4 separate regions of the Homo sapiens genome follow, and all the other regions are linked to region 1. The links are chromatin loops, found by intact Hi-C in ENCODE. Cell type or tissue: ascending aorta. All regions are shown on one strand.

Region 1 (2,500 bases):
CTTGCTTCTCTGCAAAACCACCAACCACCTTTCCTAAATTTGAGTAGATGAGGCACATGCTGTGCAGGAAAAGGGCCTACAAAACATTTGAAAAGTGTGTTTTTGTATTCTGGTATAAATAATTCTTTAATGGCTCTAAATGTCTTTCTGCCTTTATTGTCAAGCTGGCAGTAGTACCTAGCACGCTGTCTTGCATAAACTTCAAAAAAAGTACTCTGCTGGTCAATGGCTGTTCTTTATCCTCCAGCCAAATGCCTAAGGGACTGTATGAACCTATTCACATCAGTGAACATCAACATACAGCTTCCTTACCAGACAGAATCACACTGTGTACTCTACCACCACTCCACACTATGCCCATCACCAAACACTACCCAGAAAAGCAACGAGGCACACAGCACTAGTAAATGCCCCATTTGTCCTGTTCCTCAACAAAACACAAGCCAGCCCACTTAATAATGTCCAGAAGCTGTTATATATTCCAAGTAGGAACAGACATGGCCAGAGCTGCCTAATGGCTCCCAGATCCCAGTTTAAAGACAACCCTAGGCCTTCCTATATCACATTCCAGGTGATCCCATGGCTTTGGGAGAATAAAAACAGCTCCTCTCTACCAGTACCTAGGCCTGGCTACCATCTCAAATTCATTATGAGCTGTGTGATCTTAGGCAAACTGCTTAGCCTCTCTAATCCTGGATGTCCTCATCCGCAAAATGGTGCCAGTAATGTCACCCATCTATATAGCTCACAGAGCTACAGTAAGGATAAAGCTTTTGGCATCCAAGTAGTCCTCCATGCATGTCAACTAATGTCACTACCAACATCTTTAGACACAAACCCACAGCAGCCTCCTGTTTGGTCTCCCTAATTCCACTCTAGCTTCCACCCACTGGTAAAAGTGATCTTAAAAGGGGGATATGGTAAAGTCATCCTCCACCCTTCTTCCAACACTGAAATGTAGAGACAGCTCTACTGTCATTAGAATGAAGTCCAGAAGGCTCGATGCAAACCTCTCCAAGTGTCAACGATTAACGATGAGAACTCTGCCTCCACCCACACCTCTCTTCCCCACAATAGGGTAGCCTTGACAGATGATCCTAATTCTCCTTTGATGACATTTTCAAACTTACAAAGTTGTCTAATAAGGATCATTATGCACTTCAGTGTGAGCTCCATTCACCACTATACTGCTCACATAGCTATCAACTAACAAGAAATGTTGAGGACTCATCTTTTCAAGAATTACAATCTATACAACCCATAATAGTGTTAAAGCTGGAAGACATGACAAACAAGCTTCAGTGTTCTATCATATTAAACTTGTCCATATGGAGCTGAACAGAACCAGTGAGATTATGCAAGAGAAGCCAAAAGGTAAGTGAGTATTAAATACCAGATCCTGGCCGGGCGCGGTGGCTCACGCCTATAATCCCAGCACTTTGGGAGGCCGAGGCAGATGGATCGCCTGAGTTCAGGAGTTTAAGACCAGCCTGGCCAACATAGTGAAACCCTGTCTCTACTAAAAATACAAAAAATTAGCCGGACGTGGTGGTGCATGCCTGTAATCCCAGCTACTCAGAAGGCTGAGGCAGGAGAATCATTTGAACCTGGGAGGCGGAGGTTGCAGTGAGCCAAGATCGCACCATTGCACTCCAGCCTGGGCAACAACAGCAAAACTCATCTAAAAAAAAAAAAATTCCAGATCCTTCAGTTGACAGGTCAGACCAGATGATTCATCCACCTACCATCTAACACTGTGCCTAACTGAAATGCATGACTTTCAGTTAGAGGTTTCACTTTGGACATATCTGTTTACCTATTTGAATGTGAGCCCTAAGTTATTTTTATATTTTGCTTTTCCTCTCAGGCTGAGAAAGCTGCTGCTAAAAACTCTCAGAGTAAAAGTATGCTGATATCACACTCCAGGGAATTTGGTTTCTAAGAAAAGCCCACTCATTTTTAAAAGACAAGATGAAGAGAACACAGACTTCAAGCAAGTTGGGAGTTAGGGAAATATAACTCAAGGTCTCAATGACTTGCCCACCACCCCTGCTTTTTCAGCAATGCTGTTTGGGGGAGGGGATCATGGTAACTTAACATGGGAAAGATGTGATCGGATAAAATCTCTTTTATCATTCAGAGGGAAGAGGAATTCACAACCAATCACTTCAATCCTTATTTTCTTTTTAAAGCATTATTTTTATTGTGGTAAAATATACATAACATAATTTATCACCTTAATCATTTTTAAGTATATAGTTTTATGGCTTTAAGTACATTCACATTGTTGTGTAACCATCACCACCATCCATTTCCAGAGTGTTTTCAACATCCCAAAGAGAAATTCTGTACCTATTAAACAGTAACTCCCCTCTCAGCCCCTGGAAACCACCATTCTACTTTCTGTCTTTATGAATACACTAGGTACCTCATATATGTAGAAGCATATAGTATTTTTCCTTTTGTGACTAGCTGATTTCACTTACTATAATGTCCTCAA
Region 2 (2,500 bases), 110 kb after region 1:
GTAGAGAGCCACCAAAAATGCACAACATATAACAGACTCCAACAGCAAACAGGCAATTATTTGCCTAGACGTCTGATACAGTGCCAGGTTAGCTCACTGCACTTGAAATTTTAACGGCACAAAAGAACCGCAATTATCTTTTTTCCCAGAGACACATTTCTTTGATTACATCTTGCATGCTGAAATAAAAAATTTATTCAAACAGTTTCAAGGTTATTCTTTGGAATGGAGTATTTGACTGATTGCCAAATGTATAAATTATATGACTAAGTATTAAACATGTGTGTTTACTTTGTTCCAGAGGTCACCTATTTAAATCAAGGACTTAAAAAGTCCTCGATTGATCAACTCCACAAAAAAGAAGAAAGATTATTTATCCCTATAAATCTACACATACACCCATCAGTAAAAAGACCAAGACAGACTCCAAAAAAATGACTAAAAAGATCATACAAGAAATATAAATATAACACAATACACAATGCTGTCAGTAAACTCACCGATAAGCCTCCATCTTCAGATAGATCATGTGCCTTTAGAAAATGTGAGCAATGTAAACAAACAGATTTGACTGGCATTGTTTAAAACCACCAGTTAGTCACATTTGATTTTTATCAGGCCTATAACGGTACAAAACATTTCACTTCTGTTACTACAAAGCTGGAAGCTAATTTCAATTTCCTACATCTCCACAAAAAAGCACCTACAGACATGTCACTGCAAGATGCCCAGGCACCACAAAACCCCGGACCACTGCATGGAGTCAGTGGGGAGCATACTGCTCTATATTCTCCATTGGGCCTCCCCTACCACCCAGATTTGGGAAAAAATACAAATTAAAATCAAGGGAGCTTGCTGTGCAAACACAGCCTGTAGCTCAGAACCTCAGCCCCACTTCCAAACAGAATGTCATCCATAAACAGAAATTCCAGAGCTGCCACAGTGAGACAGGCTCACAGAGAAGCATACCACTGAAATAAATCATATCTGCATATCCAGTGAGCATTTAACCAGCTCAGAGTGAACTAAGGAACCAAACACTACTGCCAGATTTTCCCTCCTAAGGTACTGACAAGTAAGAGCTATCAGAGCAAAAGATATGAAAACACCGGCTGTTTTCCAACAACCCTGACAGGACTTGCTCAAGGTTGCTGCCAAGTTTGCTGGTGAGACTGCTCTGAAGTATTGTGAAACCACACTCTTGACCTCAGGCAGTACTAATACCTTCAACTAAACACTGTTCAAAGTGGTGGGTGTGTTTATAACTGTAAAGGCAGAATTTCCTTGACCACACAGTGATAAGGCACCCTCTAATAAAACTGATCACAAGAAGGCACATATTTTTATTTTCCTTTTTATTTATACAAATGTATGGGGTACATCTGCAATTTTGTTACATGCATAGATTGCATAGTGGTCAGGTCAGGGCTTTTAGGGTATCCATCCCTCAAATAATATACATCATACTCATTAACCAATTTCTCCTCATCCTCCCCACTTCAACCCCTTCACCCTTCTGAGTCTCCATTATCTATTGTTCCACTCTCTACATTCATGACAAGGAACATATTTTAAGAGACACCTTATTTTCTTTTAAAAAGAGTCTCTTGAAAGATGTTTGTCTTGAACAAATATTTGTACACCTGTGTTCACAGCAGCACTAACCACAACAGCAAAAGATAGAAGTAACCCAAGTGTCCAATGACAGATGAATGGATAAACAAAATGTGGTATATCCATACCATGGAATATTAAAAAGGAAGGAAATTCTGACACATGCTACAATATGCGTGAACTCTGAAAACATTATGCTAAGTAAATCAAGCCAAATACTAAATAGTTCCACTTATATGAGGTACATAGTCAAATTCGCATATACAGAAAGTAGAACAGTGGTTTTCCAGGGGCTAGGGGTAAGAAACAATGGGAATGATTGTTTCATGGGCATAGAGTTTCAGCTTGGGATGAGGAAGTCATTCTGGAGATGGATGGTGGAGATGGTTGCACAACAATTTGAAGGTACTTAATGCCACTGAACTGTATACTTAAAAATTGTTAAAATGGTACATTTTGTGTATGTGTATTTTACTATAATCAAAAAAGATGTTTGTACTTGTTTAAAGTATAGATTTGGAATAGTAGAAATATTTTAAAACTATAAAAATACAACATATATTTCTATGCATATTTAAGAATCTACCAAAGTTGTCTTCAGCTTCCACACTTGGCGAAAATCTGACCTTCAGTCTCAGTCTGGAAAGCTAAAGAGCAGGATGCATTCTTCAAATGTCACTTCTGGCATCCTTGAACTGATGTATGATCAATGATTGCATCACCGTGTAAGTAAACATCACAACAGCATGACGTCAGTGATATGAACAAGGCATTATATTTGAATATCTGCTGTTAGTATCCAAAGACTCATTTTCAAATGTCGGTGAACATTCCAGATGTATCCTAGAATCTCCTGCATCCATCAGCAAACTATATGACACTCAAG
Region 3 (2,500 bases), 66 kb before region 1:
AATTAGCAATGTTAACTTTTATAGTTTCATAAAAGGTACTTTAATAAAAAGGCATTAATCATTAAATATCTAATCCACATATCATCTGCTCCTGAATCTCATCCCTGATCTAGCCCACTCCTCTTGCCACCCAGGTAATTTCTCTTTCTCTTCTGTTTTCTGAGTATTTTATATGTCTTTTATAATACCTACCACATTCAGTTTGAAATTATAGTTTTCTCTTTTCAGGTTTGATTATCAATTCCTAAAGTGCAATAAGTCTGTCTTATTTGTACTGAAATGTATCGTCAAAAGCAACGAGTCCCAAGTATCTAGTAAACATATTTTTGTTTATATCAACAAACATGAGTTTGTTGATATGAACATAATGCAACGCTATAAAATTTGCGCATCTAAAGACTATACACATAGCATCTCTCTAATGAAGAAATCTTCTATACAAGGGATGTTTGGAAACCACATAAGGCCCATTCTGTTAAGAGAGATGATAATATAAGTCAGAATGTTATATCTATAATAAAATTTCTGTATTAAATTATTATTTCCATGTTTGCTTTCAAAGTACAAAGACACACTTATTTAAATTAAGCCAAAGGTAATTATTTCATAATCCAAAGGCAAGTCTCTCAGATTTTAACCACGAGCTTCCTCTTGAAATGAACACAGATTACTTTTGCAGTAATCCAAGTCCATCCCTGACTCAGCGGGAACTATAAATACCTTTTGTTTTAAGAGGAAATCGGGGAAATGAATGTTTTACAATTATGTAAGTCTGATTCAAAGAACTGACACAAGCAAATGTTTTGAAATATCCAAGGCATTTTTGTAAGGTTCAATAAAAAATGTGTTTTGAGAACTAGGTGGGTGAGATTTAAAGTAAAAACAACAAACACAATCTTAGCTGTTACTTAGCAATTTCAGGGTTCGATTGCTTCCTTCTAAAGGGCAAGTTAGAAAACTGAAGAAGTTGCTTCTAGAAGAAACATTGAGATGTCTGATCTGGTTTCGTTTTTTTCCTCCATTTCACTCCCTAAGATTTTAATCAAGCCAAGATGAACCTTAAACTGCCCAGGTTTTGTTTTGTTTTTACTCTCTCCCTAGAGGCAATTGGGTTTCCATTAAAACTTAATTTTGAATCAAAAGCAAAGCTGCATGGAATGCTTAGTTGGGAGGAATCCTGACTACTTGTCTCTGTAGCACCACTACCTGAAGGAATTTAAGATTTGAAGGAATATGGGGAAGGGAGAGAAGGAAGTTCAATAGGCAGTGAGCAGAATGACTGATCGCCAATACTAGCACTTGGAGATCAGTTTAACAGCCAGAATAGGCAAGCGATGCCAGGGGTCAGTTATGAAGCTGAGTCAACAACTCAAGAAACTGTTCTAAATTCTAAATTGGTTTTGGCATCTATTTTCAATTCCAGAAACAATATGAGCATGACAACTTGAGTTACAGCAAGCACTGACTCAAAACCAAACCTTGTTTTTATTCATCAAATGAAACTCTTACCACCACGGCTGAGGCAGATAATTAAAGAATTGTGGCTTAGAAATGTCTTCACAACAGGAAACCTACAATTAGTGGTGTATTAGAGCCAACTTATACCAGGCCACTAGAACCAATTGTTAAATTCTCAAAATTTTTAGCAAGCTGGTTGTTAAACACAGTCATTATTAAAAGTTAAATTATATAAACAAAATTAAAATAAATCATACTAAAAACAAAGGTAATAAATACTCAAATCTCATCACTTCCTATTATTTTACTGTTAAGCATGCTCTTGAGGTGATTTGTAACTACTGTATCTGGTTGGTAGAAACTATATAATGCTGTGCTACTACATAAGACTTCCCAGCCTCGCTTTCAGTGACTTTTGCTGGTAGTTTAAAATGAGCCAGCCACAGCAGTGGTACTTACACAATGGAAACCTGCAAACATGACAACCCCTCCTTCTGACATTGCCAGCTTGTTAACATCTACCTGCAGATACTACCTATAATGTTAATCACCACAGCTTGGCAATAGGTAAGGAACTTGAGCTGGCCAATCTTTTGAGATAGAATAAAGGCCTATAGATTATAAATCATGACACAAATATAAGGAAGAAAAGTAAATATGATTTATTGTGCCAGTAACTATACTGTGCCAGTCATAGCACAAAGTACTTTCCACAAACTTTAATTTTATGAGAGATAGTATCAAATCCAATATACAGATGAGTTGACTAAGGTTCTGAGAGGTTGAGTAACTACTAAAAAGCACAAGAGCAAGAGTGAGGCCTAGGATTGTCTGACTCAAAAATATATGATCTTTCCACTAAGCTACCCCACTTACTAACATTATTGTTATCACAGTGAAACCAAAATCAACCATATGTAACTGTCAGATAATTAGCAAACATTAATAGCCTCTGATGTACATAAAAGTAGCATACATGAAGAGGGATATGGAGAAGATGTAGACAAAGAACTCAATTTTAATCATATTCACCAAATTTGTT
Region 4 (2,500 bases), 170 kb before region 1:
TCTTTCTATTCCACCTGGCAAATATTCTGTTAACAAGCTAAAATTGAATCTAATTAAGTCTGCAGAGCCAACTTTCTATTCAGAGGAAACATAGAGCGACACAAGTCACTTGACACCACAAAGAAACAAATGGATAAATCCAGAAAGTGGGATATTCTGTAGGACTATTAATCTAATGTCTACAGGCTACTGGTAGAGGGGTGAAAGGAAGAAAGGACTGCTTTAGAATTATAGACTTAAAAGACAGAACAAGTAAATGTAATATAAAGATTTTGGACCCTAATTTATACAAACCAACTGTAAAAAAAGGAAAAGCATTTTAAGACAATCAGGATATCGCATCAACTTGTAATTGCTGATATCACAGAATTACTATTAATTTTGTTGAACACCAATAGCATTATGGTTTTGTACTAAAATGTTCACAGTTTTTAGATGCGTACTAAAGTATGTGGAGGTGAAATGACGTTACCTGGGAGTTGTTTTAAATACTTCAAAAAGAAAAAAGAAAGGAAACAAATGTTGCAAATCTTGATAATTATTGAATCTGAGTGTTGGGTTTATGGGAGTTCCTTATAGCAGTTGGGATACATGTGAAAGTTTTCAGAATAAAAAAGTGTATTCTAAATCCTTTCTTCCAAGAGTCTTATTCTACAAAATTAGATTTTGTAGTAATTAGATTTAATGAGTTTTAACTAGTATTTTTTTCTAAGGTGTGCTAATATTTCACCTCCTACTGTTTAAGATTCTAGTTTCCAGAAGATCCTCATAGAATGAGGGCCCTAGTTGGGATTTCTGGCAACACAATAAATGAGCAACACGTTTGAGTTTGGCTTTTGTGAACAGTTCCTGCTGCTACTTCTGTGTTTACGAAGAAAACCCACAAGCTATTCTTAGGCAAAGAATTTTGGTTAGATATGTTGATGACTCAAGCTGACTATGTAAGAACCAATGGCTCACCAAGTATGGGCTTGCCAGCAACTGGCGGAGCTACAGTAGTCCTCAAGAAGAAACAAGTTTAGAACCAGAGTAGGGAGAAAGGCTACATGGTACGGCCCCTCAATACTGGATCCATCTTCAACATGTGCTTGGCCAGAACCTACATCTACCTACCCCTTGGTAGCAAAATTTCCCAATGCACAGACTTTTTTAAGGAGCTGAATTAAACTTAGGTGAATATCCTAAACTGTCAGTTTACTGCTGAGAACATGCTGCTTATCAAGCCAGGCTCCCAGCAAGAGTCCATATCCTTGGATTTTCAATGACAACAAGATATTCCCTATAACCCAGGAGCTACAGGTGAGTGCTTGAGAGCTTTTACAGACAATAAAAACGATGTGAAGCTGGCTTCTTTGGAAGGGCGAAAGAAACTGCAAGAAGGAGAGTGCAGGGAGGCAGGATGGCTGATAGAGAAGAGTGGAATGTTGAGAACATTGCTTTTGTATGACAGCTCTTCCAGAGGTAAGGAAGTAGTGTGTAGCAAAAAATAAAAAAAATTAAAAAAATTAAAAAATTAAAAAAAGCAAAAAGTTAAGTAAGAAATGAGCTATCTCTGTAGGCACATATGTAAGTTTAGCAAAGAAAAGAGCCACAGGAGACATACAAATTAAAGAGATCCAAAATTTCATATGATCAAATTAAAAATCCAGAGTGAATTTTTCAGCTCTCTTTCCAAAGATTCTATCAAAGAGAACATCTCTTCTGGAGGAACAAAAGTACAAAGCAATGAGACTGAAAGTGTTTGGCTGTTTCACCCACACAGGTATAATGCAAAGAAATGATCTCAAATACATCAGAGTATACTATATTTTCTCCCACCAAAAATCAAGGAGAGAAATTAGCCTCTTTTAAAAATTCATTAAAGAGCTTTAATGTACATAAATATTTTAACAATAAAATCTGCTAATTATTTCACAGAGTTCCAACGATCACCCTAGTTAAAAATTCTTCCAAGGTAAAGGTTAGGAGGTGAAGAGTGTCATTTGAATCTGATGGAAAGGTAGAGACAATAAGAGAGGAATAAAGTTTATTTTTAAAAAGACTTCTTTGTTACTAGAGAAAATCAATAAGGCAATATATTACCCCAGAGAACAGTGATCTTATTTGGCTTGGTTGAGGACTGCAAGGAAATAGGAATACTTTCTCTTCCTGGCTCTGCTGTAGGGATTAATAGAAAGAAGGAAAATGGAAAAAATGTCACTTGAAATCGAGCTCTCCCTCCGAGGGAGAGGAAGCATATAAAAGCTTCTGGATGCGTGTCAAAGAAATGAATGATATTTTAACAATTTGGCAGGAAACCAAAGAACTACACAAAGCTTAACTGCTTCCAACACACATTTCCCCAGTTGGGAGGCACTGGCAGGGCTTAGAGATTCTGGGAAGGGTGGGGCTGCCTGGCCATATCATTTAGTAACATTCTCAGATAGAGGAGTGACTCCACTGTATTCTGAAGAAACGTTTTCCTGCAACCTCACTCAAAGGACCCCAGGGCAAGACAAGA

What was found. Peaks named below come from ENCODE experiments on the same cell type or tissue, not always from the same donor. Only the 100,000 strongest peaks of a DNase experiment are listed, where the experiment ranks them.
Region 2: it touches region 1 in a loop (2.6-fold over the local background); 2 of 110 quality-filtered maps call a loop at or near these places.
Region 3: a loop joins it to region 1, with 2.2 times the contacts of the local background. A loop is called at or near these places in 8 of 110 quality-filtered maps.
Region 4: it touches region 1 in a loop (1.8-fold over the local background); 3 of 110 quality-filtered maps call a loop at or near these places.

What each region holds. Positions count from the first base shown.
Region 1 is chr10:50,496,110-50,498,609 of GRCh38, forward strand. The region is part of intron 3 of SGMS1 (sphingomyelin synthase 1); the gene reads right to left. Among named protein-coding and RNA genes, the nearest start is that of SGMS1, 130 kb to the right of the region's middle. In ascending aorta, no CTCF peak of the experiment used is centred here; a DNase peak (open chromatin) is centred at 1,541; H3K4me3 peaks cover 837 bases; H3K27ac peaks cover 1,628 bases.
Region 2 is chr10:50,604,399-50,606,898 of GRCh38, forward strand. All of the region lies in intron 1 of SGMS1 (sphingomyelin synthase 1), which reads right to left. Among named protein-coding and RNA genes, the nearest start is that of SGMS1, 18 kb to the right of the region's middle. In ascending aorta, no CTCF peak of the experiment used is centred here; a DNase peak (open chromatin) is centred at 1,133; H3K27ac peaks cover 1,241 bases.
Region 3 is chr10:50,430,569-50,433,068 of GRCh38, forward strand. The region is part of intron 6 of SGMS1 (sphingomyelin synthase 1); the gene reads right to left. Among named protein-coding and RNA genes, the nearest start is that of ASAH2, 180 kb to the left of the region's middle. RefSeq lists an enhancer at 1,279-1,498. In ascending aorta, no CTCF peak of the experiment used is centred here; a DNase peak (open chromatin) is centred at 1,323; H3K4me3 peaks cover 816 bases; H3K27ac peaks cover 2,145 bases.
Region 4 is chr10:50,324,666-50,327,165 of GRCh38, forward strand. All of the region lies in intron 8 of SGMS1 (sphingomyelin synthase 1), which reads right to left. Among named protein-coding and RNA genes, the nearest start is that of ASAH2, 74 kb to the left of the region's middle. In ascending aorta, no CTCF peak of the experiment used is centred here; DNase peaks (open chromatin) are centred at 976 and 2,386; H3K4me3 peaks cover 886 bases; H3K27ac peaks cover 2,500 bases.